2 separate regions of the Homo sapiens genome follow, and region 2 is linked to region 1. The links are chromatin contacts, found by Hi-C or POLR2A ChIA-PET in ENCODE. All regions are on one chromosome and are shown on one strand. The core of a region is the stretch at or near the end of the contact, and the rest is flanking DNA. Distances in the headings are between cores, read along the strand shown. Region 1 holds the start of NEK4 (NIMA related kinase 4). Region 2 holds the start of SPCS1 (signal peptidase complex subunit 1).

Region 1 (6,414 bases), core at 2,479-4,978:
GGGAGTGTAGCTGTGCTGCTGGTGCCGGTGGGACAGCACATGGGCCCAGACCTGCTCTGAGCGCCACCCACACACAGCCAACTGTCTGCTTGATGTGCCCACAGCCCCTCCATCTGGTATGTCCAAACTGAACTCCTGACCTTTGTCTCCTCCTCCCCACACCCCGTTACTAAGCCAGATCTTCCCCCTGTTGTCCACTCCAGTCAAGGCCACCGCCATCTAGTTGGCCATCCAAGCCAGAAGGCTGGGTGGCATCCTGGGTGCCTCAGTCTCCTTGACCACCTACCCCACCTCCCACCCTCTGAATATCCCTCTAATCCATTAACTTCTCTCCCCATCCCCCGTCACCACCTAGTTCAAGCTGCCCTCATCCCTCATTTAGACGGCTCATCTCCTCCTTCTGCTCTGCTCCAGGCAGCAGCCAGAGTCACCATTTAGAAAGGTCAGTCTGCCGCAGGCCTTTCCCTGTCTCGCACACCCTATCCTGAGTGGTATGGCCCCTGCTGACCCCTCTATGTCACCTAGCCCATGGCCCCTCTGAGTCTCTCAGCTTCAACTGCAGAGACTTCTTTTAGATCCAGGTAGGCAGGTGCTTCTCCATTCATTCATTCAGCAAGCGGCAATTCCTTCATTTATACCTGCTGGGTTTAGGGTGTTGAAGCAGACAGGCCTGGCCTCGTCCTCAGGGAGTTCACATTGCGGTGTGGAGGTAAAGTCACAAAATGAATCCACTGGATCTTAGCACATGTTGCTCCTCTGCCTGAAAAAGTTTTTGTTTAAACTTCCACTCATGCGGTGCTTGCTTGGGGCAACCTCTCCTGGATGGCCAGGCTGGGCCTGGCGGCTTTTCTGAACAGTACTGACCTCAGTTGGCAAGGGTAGCTTGTTAGTATGCATGGCCGTCTCCCTCTTCGACAGTAAGCCCCACATGGGCAGGCCCTTGTCTGTCTTGTTCATAGTTGTCCTCCAGGTCCAGGCTAGTAGACCCTTGCTAAATGTCTGTAGAATGAATGATAGGTTTTTTTTTTTTTTTTTTTTTTTAGAAGGAGTATTGCTCTGTCGCCCAGGCTGGAGTGCAGTGACATGATCTTGGCCCAATGCAATCTCCGCCTCCCGGGTTCACGTGATTCTCATGCCTCGGCCTCCTGAGTAGCTGGGATTACAGGAGCAGTGTGCCATAATTTTTTATTGTGGTAAAATATACAAAACATAAAATTTATTATTTAACCATTTTTAAGAATACAGTTCGGTGGCATAAGTACATTCATGTTTTGCATCCATCACCACCATCCATCTCCAGGACTTTTTCATTTTCCCCAGCTAAAACTCTGCACCCATTAAACACCAACCACCAATTCCCTCCTCTCTCCAACAACTGGCAACCACCATTCTACTTTCTGAATCTATGACTTTGACTACTACAGGTACCTCACATAAGCGAAATCATACTTTTGTCCTCTGTGACTGCCTTATTTTGTTTAGCATAATGTCCTCAGGGGTCGTCCATGTTGTAGCATGTCAGAACATCCTTCCTTTTTAAAAATTTATTTATTTTGAGACAGAGTCTCACTCTGTCACTCAGCTGGAGTGCAGTGGCAGGATCATGGCTCACTGCAGCCTCAACCTCCGAGGCTCAACTGATTCTCCCACCTCAGCCTCCCAGGTAGCTGGGACTACAGGCATGCGCCACCACACCCAGCTAATTTTAAAAATTTTTTGTAGAGAAGGGGGTCTCACTGTGTTTCGTAGGCTGGTCTCAAGTGATCCTCCCACCTTGGCCTCTCAAAGTGCTGGGATTAGGTGTGAGTCATAGTGTGTGGCCTCTAGAGCACTAACTTTAAAAAGCTACAATTACAAATCCTTCCTCTGTCCCTCTGAGATATATACCTATGTATTTCCTACAACCTAGGAATGTCTTTCTCAAGGACCTGAAATCCATTCCTTTGGAATGTAATCATCATAAAGGTAGGGCTCATGTCTCCCAGTCTATGTGGGAGAATAGAATCCTAACTTCCCTAATTGCCAGCTAGCAGACACAGTTGGCCTAATCACATTTACGCTAAGCACTCCTTTTAATTTTTCACTTCCCAGACTCTAAGTGAGCCCCTGCATGCTCCCCTGCCTACTCCCTTATTCTTCCTTTGGAATGCCCAATCACCCCTGCGCAAATGGAATGGAGTTCAGCTGCTTCCCCTACTGTCAGTAGTTACTGAATAAAATCTATTTTCATCATTTTAATGCCTGGCTTTGTTTATCTTTAATAATATCATTAACTAGAGTTCAATCTTTATTTATGGTTCTTTTTGTTTGGTTTTCTAGTGAAGATGAAATTGCTTTGAGTAAAATGTGCAAATACTAAATGTACCATTAGATAATTTTGACAAATTCATACACCCAAATCTCCTATCAAGATATATATCAAGGATGAGGAGAAATTTGAACCCCTGTGGATTGCTAATGGGAATGTAAAATGGTTCAGCTTGCTGTAAAAAATGGTGTGGTGGTTTCTCAATACATTAAACTAGAATTAGCATATGATCCAGCAATTTCACTTCTGAGTGTATACCCAAATGAATTAAAAAGAAAGCAGGGACTCAAACAGATATTCGTACACCCATGTTCATAGCCGAATTATTCACAATAGCCAAAAGATGGAAGCTATCCGTGTCCATGACTGCATGAATGGATAAACAAATTGTGGTGTATACATATAATGGAATATTATTTGGCCATAAAAAGGAAAGAGGCCAGGCACGATGGCGCACACCTGTAATAACGGCATTTTGGGAGGCCAACGTGGGTGAATTGCTTGAGCCGAGGAGTTCAAGACCGGTCTGGGGAACATAGTGACACCCTGTCTCTGAAAAAAAATAAAATAGGATTAGCCAGGCATGGACGTGTGTGCCTGTAGTTGGGAGGATGGCTTGAGCCCAGGAAGTCTAGGCAGCAGTGAGCACCATTGCACCACTGCACTCCAAGCTGGGTGGCAGGGCGAGACCCTGTCTCAAAAAAAAAAAAAAAAAAAAAAAAGGAAAAAAAGGAAGCGCTCTGGGAAAGGGAGGCTTTGGCTGGAACAAATGGTGAATTCTTTTGGCACCCCTGAGCTTTCTTGGGCAGGCATTTTAAAGGGGCCTAGGCCCACCTAGAGATCCGCCCTTAGGCTGTTAACTTAGCATGATGCCATGTTAGAGTTTAGTCAAGTCTCTTAGTGCAGTGGTTAGGGTAGTCGTTAAATGCTGAGGAGTCTTTGTAGTTCTCAATTAGCAGGCGAGTTTTTAGGGATGAAAGGTACTGATAATTTACTTTGAATGTATCAAAAAATAGGATGGATTGCTGGATGCAGAGACGGCATGTGATAAAGCGGATACAGCAAATGTTACTGGTAGAGAGTCTGTCACCCAGTCATTAGAACATGAGCTCCAGGAGGGCAGGGACTTTGTTGGCCTGGCACATAGGCGGTCAACAAATATTTGCAGAATGAACGAACAATACTTGTAACGGCCTTAGGACAAACAAGTGCACAAAAAGAGGAAGCTTTCCCTGACTCTGTTGTGGCGGGGATCCGGACGGTGGAACGGACGCACAGAAAGTGCGCGGAGCCTGGCGGAGTCGCTCTGGCCTCCTGGAGCCTCTGCTCTATGGCGGGTCCTCCCGGGGCTGCGGAACCTCTCTGGCCGCTCGTGGCGTCCGCTCTATGGCCGTCCTTTGGGGACGCAGGAGCATGCGCAGAACTGCTCCCGGCCCGGATCGCTATGGCAGCGGCGTCGTCGCGGGCCGGGCCCCAGCAATCCCGCCCGGGCCCGGCTGCCTCAACAGCCGCCCCCACTGCCCCCTCTCGGGCATGAACCGAGCTTCTTGTTGCCGCCCGCTGCCCTACCCGCCGCTGCCGCCGCATCCCGACTCTGGGCCAGCGCTGGGAACATGCCCCTGGCCGCCTACTGCTACCTGCGGGTCGTGGGCAAGGGGAGCTATGGAGAGGTGACGCTTGTGAAGCACCGGCGGGACGGCAAGCAGGTCTGCAGGGGTGGGGCCCGGCAAGGGGCGGGGGCGGGCAGAAGTGCGCCGAGGGCGCCGACCGGTAGATTAGGTCGGGGGTGGTCGCAAGAGGCTCATCTCGGATGGCGTTTCCTCAGGGAAATGGTCCCAGACCAAGACGAGGCCTGGCCTCCCTGTAATATGCGCCCAGAACTACTTCTACTTCTTTGTTGTGTTAAATTTTTTTCCTTTTAATTTTCATTTTCTTTAATTACAATTCTAAGTTTTATGTAAAAATTTTCAGTCTCTGCCTATCTACTTCTTTGTTGTACTAATTGGCATGCGTGATCTACACACCTTTCTCCCAACCCCGATACTCTCATGAGAGCCGGTATCATGCATTCCCAGGACTTAATACAGCGCCTAGCAAGCATTATTCCTTGAATGAAGGGCCCCAAACGTCTCTACTGTAGACTGCTGGATTCACTTAAAACTCGACTCATTTTCTTCCCGCCAAACCTTCTCTCATGTCTTCCGTTTCAGTGAATAGTGACACCAACCCACCAGTTGCCCAAGCCGGACACCTGGAGTCATTTTTAAGCCTCCCCACGCACCCCAACACTGATTATATTCATCTATCACTAAGACAATAGGCCTCCTCTCATCTCTACTGCTACCACCCCAATCCAGGACACCCTGTTGTCTCTAGCAAAGCTATGGCCACGGTTTCCCAACTGGTCGCCGCCACTTGACTTGCTTTTCTCCAATCCATCACTTTCACTGCAGCCTCAGTGATCTTTCTCAAATTTAAATCTGATGTTGTCACTCCTCTGTTTAAAACACTTTATCCCATTACTCTCAGGATAATGAACCAATTATTCAATGTGGTTTATTAATAGGGTGACAATATAATGTACAAACTGGGACAATTTTGAAACTGAAAGGCATTATTAATAGTTACACCAGGACAGTAGGACTGCTCCAGGCAAGCTGAGAAGAGATGTTCCCCCTAAATATAGGGCCCAATTGCCTGTTCTTCCTTGTCTCTGGTGCTAGTTGCTTTGCGTGGAACACAAGCTCATGCATAAGAAATTTATTCAGTAGGCATTGGGGGAATCATTGGATTTTGGGGCTGATGATAGGGAACTAGCAATAGCTAGTTATTTGAGCTTTAGTTTACACTTCACAAAACACATTTATCTATGTGTTGAAGAAATGAATTGTATGGTCTTTGAAATGATTGAGGGCAATGTATTAGGTATTAGAGGCTATTGATTTCTTTTAAGTGTGAATAATTTTGTATGCTGAAGATCAGTGACTATTAAACTTATGGGGCCATGGATCCCTTTGAGTATCTAACGTAATCCACAGACTATTCTGTCTGCAAATGTATAGTCAAGCTATATTTTATTCACCTTTTTGGGAGAGCTTAGATATTAAGGAATTTCTTTTTTTATTTTTTATTTTTTTTGAGACAGAGTCTTGCTCTGCCTCCCAGGCTGGAGTGCAGTGGTGCGATGTTGGCTCACTGCTGCAACTACTGCCTCCCAGGTTCAAGCAATTCTCCTGTGTCAGCCTCCCGAGTTGCTGGGACTATGGGTACACACCACCACGCCGGGCTAATTTTTGTATTTTTAGTAGAGACAGGTTTCACCATGTTGACCAGGCTGGTCTTGAACTCCTGACCTCAGGTGATCCACCCGCCTCACCCTCCCAAAGTGCTGGGATTACAGGTGTGAGCCACTGTGTATGGCCAGATATTAAGGAATTGCTAACACAGGTTTTATAATTGATCCAATGGTATGTTATCTTGAACTCACTTTTTTTAGTCATTAATGAAATTGTGAAATGCAGATGGGAAAGGTAATTTTTGTGGCCCTACACTGCTATAAATCTAACTTATAAGAAGTATCAATAATAGCAAATATTTTCCCCGATTTTGTGCTTGGTGAAAAACAAAATGAATAGGTTATCTGACAGGCTCCACAAGGTTGGTTTTGAGGGTATTCTTGAGAGCCCTTAGATAACTCTGAGGCCACAAATCTTACGTTTATTTGCACATTGTAAAAATACATGGTTTGTTTTTAGTATGTCATCAAAAAACTGAACCTCCGAAATGCCTCTAGCCGAGAGCGGCGAGCTGCTGAACAGGAAGCCCAGCTCTTGTCTCAGTTGAAGCATCCCAACATTGTCACCTACAAGGAGTCATGGGAAGGAGGAGATGGTCTGCTCTACATTGTCATGGGCTTCTGTGAAGGAGGTGATTTGTACCGAAAGCTCAAGGAGCAGAAAGGGCAGCTTCTGCCTGAGAATCAGGTGGTAGAGTGGTTTGTACAGATCGCCATGGCTTTGCAGGTACTGTGTAGACTAATAGCATCCTAGCTTGTTCCCAGATGGCAAGAAGATGGCAGGTGTATTTTAGGAAAATTTTTCTTCAGA
Region 2 (5,823 bases), core at 2,040-4,539, 65 kb after region 1:
TGTATATTTTTATTTTGTTTAAACATCTTTTCTTCCCACTTTTATCGTTTTTACTTGAGTGCTTAATTCATCTTCCTAAATTAATTTAAAAACTCATCTTTAAGACTGTGAATTTTCTTCCGAATATACCTTTGGCCACAGTTCAGAGACTTTGATGTGTTACTCTTTTGGCATTGGTTCTAAAATGTCAATCATTCTTTTTTTTTTTTTTTTGAGATGGAGTCTTCTTGTTGCCCAGGCTGGAGTACAGTGGTGCGATCTTGGCTCACTGCAGCCTACGCCTCCTGGGTTCAAGTTCCCCTCCCTCAGCCTCCCGAGTAGCTGGGATTACAGGCACACACCACCATGCCTGGCTGATTTTCGTTATTTTTAGTAGAGATGGAGTTTCACCATGTTGGCCAGGCTGGTCTTGAACTCCTGACCTCAGGTGATCTGCCTGCCTTGGCCTCCCTAAATGCTGGGATTACAGGCTTGAGGCACCATGCCTGGCCTAAAGTGTCAGTAATTCTGATTTCGGTTTTCTCTTTTAGAAGTTTTGATTTCCACAGACTTACAAAGCTAAGGAAGTTTTATGTCCTTGCTCTGGCTACACTGCAGTGTTACTGAATATCACCTGCACAACCTTTACTGCTTGCAGTTTTTTTTTTCCTGTTGCTTTGTACATGATCCGTTATTCAAATGGCCTTATAGGCATTCAATAAAGGTGAAATGTTAAATACAAAATCACTTGTCTATTAAATTTTATTCAAGGTTCTATATAAGATCTGATAAATGGAACTTTGTGATGGAAATGTTTTATATGGTAGCCACTAGTCACATATAGCTATTGAACCTTTGAATCATGGCTAGTTTTAGAGTTTTATATTTTAATTTTAATTAAATAGACGTGTCTAGTGGCACCATATTGTACAATGCAGTTCTCATTCAATAAATCTTAAGTACTTAACAATGCATCGTGTACTCTTCTATGTACTGGGTAGACAGCAGTGAGCAAAACAAAGTCCCCGTTCTCATGGAACTAATGTTCTAATGACAACTATTAATTACATACCATGAAATGTCTCAAACTCCTGGGCTCAAGTCATCCTCCTGCCTTAGCCTCCTCAAGTGCTGGGATTATAGGTGAGAGCCACTGCACCTGGCCAGAAGCACGAACTTCTAACTTAGGCTTTTATTAATTATCTTCCTTGCAGAATAATCAACAGAAGACCCTTTAGACAAAGAACTTGCACTATGAGGTTTAATTGGAAACATTAAAATGGTTAACTCATAATGAATTATAAAACTTTGATAGTTACATTGTACTATCATTTATGAGGCATTTATTTTTCATTATTTACACCTGAAAGAAACTTCATACTTGTGTGTTCTGTTCCCCATCTCAGAGCAAGATTATGAAGAGAAGGTCTAAACTACTTATATAAATCAAAACCCAACTGGGCTAGAAATGAAGTATAAAGAGAACTAAATCTATACACAGCTGTGCCATAAGAGCATTAGGTGGTTTTAGCTCTTATCTGGGGTATGAAAGCAATTTAGCTCATCTCACAGAAACAAAAGCAGGTGCTGAATCATGAAAACCTCAATTATTTTTAGCATGCCTCTTAATTTTTCTTTCCCCTGGTTTCTTGTCGTCTGTGCTTGATTCTTGAACAGGTAACCACTTGAGAGGATGCCGGCGATAGATGGGCCATGGAGGAAGTGTCAGCTGGGCCAGAAAAGAGGAAATGCATAAATTATAGCTATTAAAAGTTTAAAAAATCATTACGTATAATGCCAGGTTCCCAAATGACTCCTATGCTGAGGGAACAAAAAAACAAAAAAAAAAATCCATATTCCTATAAAGGCTCTGTGCCACCATCCATGCAAAATACTGTATGATGATGGGAACAGGCTCACTGCCTATACAAATGGCTTTAAGACCTAAAAGAAAGGTGGGGGCCAGGCGTGGTGGCTCTCGCCTGTAATCCAAGCACTCTGGGAGGCCAAGGTGGGCGGATTGCTTGAGACCAGCCTGGCCAACACAGTGAAGCCCTGTCTTTACTAAAAATACAAAAATTAGCTGGGTGTGGTGGTGGGCTCCTGTAGTCACAGCTACTCGGGAGGCTGAGGCAGGAAAATCTATTAAACCCGGGAGGCAGAAGGTGCAGTGAGCCGAAATCGCCCCAGTGCACTGCAGCCTGGGCAACAAGAGTGAAACTCCGTCTCAAAAAATTTAAATAAATAAATAAATAAAAGGTGAAGGGACAACGTGAGCACCATGAAAACTCCTGCTGGCTTTGACCTTAAGATTATTAGCCAGAGTAGCCGCCAAAGGAAATAAGCTGTGTCCTTTTATATAGTTCGCACCATCTGACACTATTTTGGCATTCTACTTTTCCAATGATAGCAAAGGGAAACGCTGTTTGGAAGGATGAGGGAAACGTTGGCTTTGGGTCTCACTACTGAGTAGGTCTAACCAAACCAACCCGACTCACAAAACCCAAGCTGCCACTAATACCCACAAATTTCTTACCAAACATGAAAAAGCAAATCCGGCCATAACTATATAGACAGTCCACCCGAACTGTTCAGCCACGTACCCGTAGATAAATCCAACTATCTAGAGACAAATGAAGTATATTAAACACACTCAAACTGAGGGTTGGGAGGGAGGCGGGGGCGGAGATTAAATGTAAAACCAATACTTACTGCAGAAAAAAGAATAATTCCCTGAAACATCTGTTCAGCTAGCTTCTGGCCCTTGTAATCCTGGGGTGAAGCAGAGGAAAAAAAGAATTGGTTCCACCGCCGAGAACATACAATTCCTGCCCTGACCTCACAACTCTGGCACAGGGTAACCCCAACATCAGGGTCTCCCGCTCTCCTAAGGGCCTGGGCAAGATATTAAATTCTGGGCTTCCCGGGAGGAACTGAAACACCCTCACGGAGAATGGACAGGAGATTCTCGCGGAGTAGAAGAGAAGGGGACCCAGGAGGCAATTCGGGAAAGAGGGTGGACGGTAACCATCCGGGCCCGGAACAGCGCAGCACCGGGTCGGTGCTCCAACATGGGCTTCGAAGCTGCCAGGCACAAGAACGGCGTGCAGAGGTCCCCGGGTTGCGCCCTCACCATCTGCGTGGGCAGCGAGCTCAGATGCTCCAGCATGGCTGGCTGAGGAGGCGGGCAGCTGAGCGCGGGTGGCAGGCTGCGAGGCGAGGGCGACCGAGACTTAAGGACCGTGAGGGGTAAGGTCTGGCACTGCGCGTCAGTAGCCGGGCCTTCTAAGCCCGGGAGAGCGATGGCGGCGGCCCCGGAAGCGGAAGTCTCCGACGGGCCGGTACAGCCCGTGTCCCCGCCCCGCGCCATCGCTAGGCGACGTGCGCTTTTGCCGCGCCGTGCTGCCCGCGAGGGCAGCTGAGGTGGTGGTGGCGGCCGCCTTGTCGAGGCATCGCGCGCCCGTGAAGTGTTCGCCGTCAGTGCTGTTGGGTGCCTGGAGCCGCGTCCCCCGTCCCGAAAACTGTCCTTGACAGTACTTGCGCGGCCCAACGGCCGCCGGCGCCCCCGCGTCTCCATGGCGACGGCCTTTTTCCCTGCGAGGACCCCGGCGGCAGGGCTGCCCCGCGGCGCCTGCTTGGCGCGACGCTCTAGCGGTTACCGCTGCGGGCTGGCTGGGCGTAGTGGGGCTGCGCGGCTGCCACGGAGCTAGAGGGCAAGTGTGCTCGGCCCAGCGTGCAGGGAACGCGGGCGGCCAGACAACGGGCTGGGCTCCGGGGCCTGCGGCGCGGGCGCTGAGCTGGCAGGGCGGGTCGGGGCGCGGGCTGCATCCGCATCTCCTCCATCGCCTGCAGTAAGGGCGGCCGCGGCGAGCCTTTGAGGGGAACGACTTGTCGGAGCCCTAACCAGGGGTATCTCTGAGCCTGGTGGGATCCCCGGAGCGTCACATCACTTTCCGATCACTTCAAAGTGTAAGGGGGGCCCTACTGACCCTTGGAATTTAGGGGGGCTACCCTAGGCGGCATCCACAACAGAGAGAATTCCCTTGGAGAGGGGACCCTGGTGCTCGGCTGTCCCTCTCATCCGCGTAGAAAGTCCCTCATCTGGGGGCTCCCGAACTCAGCCCTCTCACATTGTGGCCGGCTTTACTGACCCTCACAGACCCAGGCTGGGCCCTCCCGATAGAGGCCAGCCAAAGGTTCACTCAGCCTCTCTTTCAAGGCTGGTGTATCTCTAAATCTTAGACCCTCCTCCGTTACCGTCAGCCAGGTGGGATGCCCACGTTTTGGAGAGAAACCGTTCTGAGGAACCCGGGCCTCTGGGTCCCAGCTGGCTCTCCGGCCCCCAGGTTATGTATTCTGGGTTGGCCACAAACAGTGGAATTCTAGGCACTCCCGGGACAGGGTGGGACTGCTGTCCTCATTCATGCAACCAGCAAATATTCACGGCACCTTGTTTGTGCCAGACAGCAGACCGAGGACACGGTTGTTACCAAGACCAGGCTGTTGCCTTGGAAGAGCCCAGAGCGTGTCAAGGGAGACAGCCACATCACGCCAGAAATACATGACAGCTGGATTAGCCCTGGGAGAGGGAGGCCCAGATGTGGGAGCTCAGGGGAGGTGCAGCTCAACGTGGAGTTTGGAGGAGGCTACCTTGACCTTTGAATGCCAAGTGGGAGCCAGCCAGATGAAAGGGTAGGAGAAAGTGTTTGTATATCCTCAGTGCCCTTTCATCCTTGCACGTGGCAGAGACCAAACAGTAAAATGCAGACACGTTTGACACTTTTCTGACCTCAGAAGGACTCAGGACGTGTAGAAGGCAGAAAGAGGGATGGGCAAGAGTTTATTCCTGTTTCCTTCTCATGCTCTGTATTTCTTGGTGTGTTTGAAGAGACTTTCTGTTGTGTGTATAAATAGATATATCTCTGTGTGGTCTTTTTTTTTTTTTTTTTTTTTTTTTGAGGCGAAGACTCGCTCTGTTGCCCAGGCTGGAGTGCAGTGGTGCGATCGCGGCTCACTGCAACCTCCGCCTCCTGGGTTCAAGGGATTGTCCTGCCTCAGCCTTCTGAGTAGCTGGGATTACAGGCATGCGCCACCACGCCCGGCTAATTTTTGTGATTTTAGTGGAGACGGGGTTTCACTGTGTTGGCCAGACTAGTCTCAAACGCCTGACCTCAAGTGATCCACCCACCTCGGCCTTCCAAAGTGCTGGGATTACAGGCATGAGCCACCGCGCCCGGCCAGTGCGGTCTTTTTTTTTTGTATCCACAGTTTTGTATCCTTGGATTCAACCAACCACGGACTGAAATTACAGATACAGAGGGCTGACTGTAATATGCCATTTTACATAAGGGACTTGAGCATCCGTGAATTTTTGTATACATGGGGAGTCCTGGAGCCAATCCCCGACTGATACTGAGGACCAACTGTGTTGCTAATCAAATTGTACACAATTATATACTCTTACGAAAATGTAGTTAACTATTACAGATCCAGCGTCTGTGTGCAATTTCGTTTTGAGAATTCCTTCTAACCAGATCAGGAAAGCTCTCTTACCAGGAATAGCCCCAGGAAAGACAATATGGATTAGACGTACTCCATGATAACTGGCGTTTTGCATGTAGGTAACTGTGGAAGTTTTAGGAGCAACTGGTTTCTGCCTTGCCAGTCTACTTAAGTATGTCAGATACTTGATAGAATTGTGTTTTTCTTGTTTCCAGCCAAGTGTGCCTCTTGATCCCGTAACTGCTAACTGGAAGTCAAGAAACTAAAAACATTATCTCTTGTACCATTAATTAAGTGGGATTTATTTGAGTGCAAGATCGTTTTCTCAGTGGTGGTGGAAGT

Evidence for each region. Hi-C counts contacts between places; a loop is a spot of excess contacts on that map. ChIA-PET counts read pairs that join two places held with the same protein, here RNA polymerase II (POLR2A). Pooled maps may share reads with other maps.
Region 2: a loop to region 1 is called in a map of CD8-positive, alpha-beta T cell, with 15 times the contacts of the local background. The contact joins the promoter of SPCS1 here to the promoter of NEK4 in region 1. A Hi-C loop is called at or near these places in 14 of 168 maps with a recorded cell type or tissue (B cell, CD4-positive, alpha-beta T cell, CD4-positive, alpha-beta memory T cell and 7 more), 28 of 37 single-sample maps with no recorded cell type and 22 of 50 pooled maps. POLR2A ChIA-PET finds 5 or more read pairs at or near these places in 18 of 52 experiments (B cell, CD4-positive, alpha-beta memory T cell, GM12878 and 14 more).

What each region holds. Positions count from the first base shown.
Region 1 is chr3:52,768,254-52,774,667 of GRCh38, reverse strand. It overlaps NEK4 (NIMA related kinase 4), which reads left to right and starts at 3,728. Exons shown (of 16, transcript NM_003157.6): 1 at 3,728-4,014; 2 at 6,064-6,330. The coding sequence starts at 3,922. RefSeq lists enhancers at 3,597-3,646, 3,434-3,951 and a silencer at 3,807-3,916.
Region 2 is chr3:52,703,572-52,709,394 of GRCh38, reverse strand. It overlaps SPCS1 (signal peptidase complex subunit 1), which reads right to left and starts at 3,289. Exons shown (of 4, transcript NM_014041.5): 1 at 3,113-3,289; 2 at 2,692-2,751; 3 at 2,516-2,602; 4 at 1-1,708. The coding sequence starts at 3,148. The coding sequence ends at 1,583. It overlaps GLT8D1 (glycosyltransferase 8 domain containing 1), which reads left to right and starts at 3,604. Exons shown (of 10, transcript NM_018446.4): 1 at 3,604-3,948. It overlaps NEK4 (NIMA related kinase 4), which reads left to right. Exons shown (of 16, transcript NM_003157.6): 16 at 1-951. RefSeq lists silencers at 1,432-1,521, 3,708-3,877 and an enhancer at 1,692-1,761.